Regions from separate parts of the Homo sapiens genome. Here region 1 is linked to region 2. A link is a loop called in an ENCODE intact Hi-C map of the cell type or tissue named here. Cell type or tissue: IMR-90. All regions are shown on one strand.

Region 1 (2,500 bases), 1.0 Mb before region 2:
GTATATATATAAGTATATATACATATGTACTTACTTATATACATATACTTATATATATACGTATATATACGTATACACATATATACGTATATATACGTATACATATATACGTATATATACGTATACACATATACGTATATATATAAGTACATACTTATATATATGTATATGTGTATATACATATATAAGTATACACTTATAGTATATACTTATATATTTATACGTATATGTGTATATACATATATTACACACGTATATAAAATATGTATGTATATTATGAATGAGCTAAATGCTGGGATGAAGAAACACAGAATTTTATGGGAGCATGTAACAAAAGGACCAAATTTAGCACGGAGGTTCCTGGAATCTTTTCTGAGAAAGTTTAAGCTAACACTTGAAATTTGACTGTGAATTGACCAGGCAACATTAGAAGGGCCAGCAGATTGAAAGAGCCTGACTCAGGTGCAGGCTTGGGACACTTGAAGAATGTAAAAAATGCTAGTCTAGCTGCAGAATATTGAGAGTGCATGGAGAATGGCATGAGATGGAGTTGGAGGAATATTCAAGTGCCAGATTATAAGGTAGCATTTTAGGCAAAGGTTGAGGTTTTTTATTTGTATTCTAAGAGCAATGAAAAGCCATTCTAAGAGCAATGAAAAGGCTTAAAGTTTAGATATGATCTTAATAGATTTTCAGATTTGAAAAGACTTTTTGATGACTCTGTGTAGGATGATCTAGGTGAAGAAAAAGAAAGTAAGACTCATTTAATATTTTAGCCTATAGGCCATATTGGCTTACACTAGGTTGCAGCAGGGGAAGATAAAAAGTTGAGGTTTGATTTAAAATATATTTAAGAGGAAGTCATAAAAAGATTTCATGATTGACTGTATATGAGCACAAGGAGGTGAAGATTATCAAAAATGATCCCTAGATGTGTGGGCTGAACAACTAGCCAGATGGTGGTGCTGTTTACAAAGCTAGAGGGAAGTAAAGGAGAAGGAGTTTAGGTGGGGGAGCTGTGTGATACAGGGAGTTCAGGTGTGGACATACTCTTCTTAGGATACTGGTAAGATGGTCAAATGGAGATACTGAATAGGCTGCTGCATATTCCAGTTCGGAACTCAAAGAGAGGTCAAAGTCTGAAATATTGCCTAGTGAGTTGGCAGAATATACATGCACATGTCATGGTTGTACATGAGATTGTATACAGAGAAAGTATACGGTGATAAAAGAAGCAGATAAAACTTGGCACTGAGTCCCAAAAGAAACCAAGAGTATTCAAGAGATAGGAAGAAAACTTTTAAGATTGTAGCATCCCAGGCCACAAGGAGTGAGGAATATTTCCAGAGAGTAGTCGTCGGTCACTTTGTCAGAAACTACTATGCGGTTAAGTCATAAAAAGAAGAAAATAGCTGTTAACTTTAACAACACAGAGCTTCTACTTTAGGGCAGACATCATGCAAGACCTTTTACATCTAACTTTTAGTCTCACAGTGCAATAAGTAATATTGTCATGTTGCAGATGAAGAAATGAGCATCTGAGTGCAAGGTCACACATTGAGAAGGAGTGGAGGCAAATCTGTGTTCACCCGGGCATGATGCTGGAAAGAAGAAGCCTTATACTCTGTCACTGCCACTAGAGCCTTCACCTTTCCCTTTCTTGAACTGGATTTGCTGTATTGTCACTGTTTCTTTGTTTGTTTGTTTGTTTGGGCTTTAAAATCAAGGCCACAGAACTAGTTTCTGTTTATTTTCTTATTGCTTTATGTGTGGTAGCCCTGTCTCTCCCATTAGATTTATGAGTTCACTGAGGGCAAGCACCAGACCATAGTGTAGAGGAAAGAAAATATACTTTGCAACCTGACAGACCTGGGTCATAGTTTAAAAATTATAATGTCCATGAAGTGTCTAGAGGAGTGACAGGTACAGATGATCCAAGTGTTGAATGGATGTGACTTTTATTATTTCTGTATATTCCTTCCAACCAAGTGCACTGCAGAGAGTAAGATTAAATATTTATGTAACTTAATTGTTAGGATACCATGTGTGGTAATAAATTCTTCCTCAGTTAATTGTTCCCATCATTATTGTTAATATAGTTTAGGAGTCAATTCACTCTCCATATCAAAACTTGCCTTAACCTGGGACTGAGAAGAGAATATAAAATAAGATACTGTGCCTTTCCTTAAACCTGTGCAAATGCCATATTGGAAAACTAGACCCTTGAAAATCACCAACTACTGGAGGACAACTTCTGTGATTTTTCTAAGCTGCCTTTTCCATGTACCTAATCTAGCACCAGATACATGGTATTTACACAATACTTACTAAAAATAAATAAATAAATTTGTTGTTAATGAAGAGGAGATTTCTTGGCTCCCAAAGACATTAGAAGCTTTTTTTCTGAACTACAAAATGTCATGTGCTAGCATGGCATGCTAACTTCTTAACTATTGCTCTAAACTCTATTGGTAAGATAGATAGTTAGATACAGTTTATA
Region 2 (2,500 bases):
TTTTCACACTTACAAATTTTAAATATTTAATTTCATCCCTGGATAGAGAAGGATTTGGGAGGGGCTGTCCTAGCTCTTGCTAATAGGCAGGGTAATTTTCCTTAGTCCCCTTATTCTTCATTTAGGTGGTGACAAAATTTCCCTAGTGAATACCGTGTTTTGATGACTCACATGGATCAATGTTCAGTCACCTCCTCTAGATCTTTTATCTGCAGTGCCCATTGGCTTGGTATCACTTCCTTTAGCTCTCTGAATTTTTAATTTTGTAAGTTGCTCTTCTTCTTCCAATTAGATTTAGACAAATTTCTATTTCCCAGTGACCTACATGGCAGTAGCACTCAATAAACCTAAACCCACAAACATATATCTGTGTTAAGGACGTTGAACAGATTGCCTTCAGAATTAACAGAATTGGTTTTCTATATTTCTATTGGCTTGACGAGCAATGGATGAAACTTATCGGAAAGAAAATGTATTTTTTTTCTTCTTTCATTTGACCTTTCTTAAGCCTAGATTTATGAATTTGGGCTTAAAGATAAAGCTGTTTAGAAGTAGTGCTGAACCAGGGACTTACTTTGTTCTTGGCTGATTTGCTGATTGCCTAAGCATTCAATTTTGTATTACTGTCTTGATACTTCTGTGTATTTTTTTTTACCTGAATTATTGCTATTGCAAAACTAAATGCTTTCTACTAATTTTACACAAAATTATTACTTTGGCAATAAGGATTTACTGTTCCTTATAATAATTGAACTATTTAAAGTTTTTAATAAAAGATATTCTAAAACAAGTCTTCCTACCACTTCAAATAATTCAGAAGTTGTTTGAAATGTACTCTTTTGACAAATATTAATAAACCTCTTCTTTATCATTTCAGACATATAGCTAGAATCAAGTACTGACTGACTCCTGTGGATGTGGAAATTGTTTTCCATGTTTTTGTAGCACACAAATTAGATTAATGTAATTCTCAGTTTCCACCTTTGTCAGAATTCTCACTGTAGAAAATGTGACACATACTGTATTTGGTAATAAGTAAGATTCGTGATTCTTACAGAATAGTAAAAAATCTCATCAGCTGAAGTCTCCCTATTGGCCTATTATTGTAAATTTTCTTGAATTTTAAATTTGGCTCATGTGTGTCTGTTGACTCTTACATAACCTTCTTCATACAAAATAAATTCAATTCCATCAAAATTTATTTTAGGTAACTACTAGATCACAAAGTGAGTCTCTGGTCTACCCAGAAAAAAGAGAAGGACTGTGGAAAACAATGGAAAATGATTTGAAATAAGCATCAAATATGTACAGTGCTCCCATTTGCACAGCTTTTATAGAAAAATGAGTAAATATCAGTATTGTGCTTATTTGAGTTTTACAGCCTGAGTTTTCCCCTGTCTGCCCTCTGGTGGGACTACTAATAACTAACTGGCAAGCTAAAATAATTATTGTAGAGAATGCATTAAAAAATTGTAGATAAATCAGAGATGAAATGAAATTCATAGAATATTACTTTTGCTTCACAAAGTAGGGCATATAGCATATTACTAACAGTGTGCTGGACGAACTAGATTGTGAAAAATGAATGGCTTCAATCACATGAACTAAGAAGAAAAATAATGAAAGAGGCTGAAAGTTACTATTTTACTTCGTGATGCGTATATGTTTTCCCTTGTAATTACTTGACAAAATAGTGATAGGAAAACCAATTACTTGACTATTTTGCCTTCCATGTGTGAAATTGTTGGCTTAACTTTTCTCTTTTTGAAAAAGGGAAGGTAGCTTTTTTTTTAACTAAATTTAATTAAATTACAATTTACTAACGTCATTCAGGTACATAATCTTCTCCCAAGATCTGAAGTGGATCAGTTATTTTAATGAAAAAAAATGCATATGATGTAAATGGCTAAATTTTAATATAGTCCCCAAATTATTTGCATTTGTGCAAATCTTTCTGGGTAAAAGCACTGATTTTTGTCTTTTTTTAGGAAAACTCAACTAAGATCTTTTGAAGTAATTCTGTAGTTAAGAAAAGCAAACATGATTTTTAAAAAATAATTTCAAATTCATTTTAGATTCAAGGGATACACATGCAGGTTTGTTACATAGATATATTGCATGATGCTGAAATTTGGAGTACCTGTCACCCAGGTAGTGTGTAGAGTACCCAATAGGTAGTTTTCAAATCTTGCCATCCTCCTTTGCTCCCCGTTCTAGCACTCCCCAGTGTCTATTGTTGCCATCTTTGCATCCATCCATACCCAATATTTAGCTCTCACTTATAAGTGAGAACATGCCGTATTTGGTTTTCTGTTCCTGGATTAATTCACTTATGATAATGGCCTCCAGCTGCATCCAGGTTGCTACACAGAACATGGTTTTGTTCTTTTTTGTGGCTGTGTAGTATTCCATGACATATTATGTACCACATTTTCTTCATCCAGTCTACCACGGATGGGCACCTAGGTTGATGATATGTTTTTGCTATTGTGAATAGTGC

Evidence for each region. A loop is a pair of places that touch in the nucleus more often than their neighbours do. Peaks named below come from ENCODE experiments on the same cell type or tissue, not always from the same donor. Only the 100,000 strongest peaks of a DNase experiment are listed, where the experiment ranks them.
Region 1: a loop joins it to region 2, with 6 times the contacts of the local background. A loop is called at or near these places in 2 of 110 quality-filtered maps.

Annotation. Positions count from the first base shown.
Region 1 is chr3:174,124,499-174,126,998 of GRCh38, forward strand. All of the region lies in intron 4 of NLGN1 (neuroligin 1), which reads left to right. Among named protein-coding and RNA genes, the nearest start is that of NLGN1-AS1, 200 kb to the left of the region's middle. In IMR-90, a CTCF peak has its summit at 962 (motif pointing right); a DNase peak (open chromatin) is centred at 973; H3K27ac peaks cover 197 bases.
Region 2 is chr3:175,145,040-175,147,539 of GRCh38, forward strand. The region is part of intron 2 of NAALADL2 (N-acetylated alpha-linked acidic dipeptidase like 2); the gene reads left to right. Among named protein-coding and RNA genes, the nearest start is that of NAALADL2-AS3, 31 kb to the left of the region's middle. In IMR-90, a CTCF peak has its summit at 1,404 (motif pointing left); no DNase peak of the experiment used is centred here.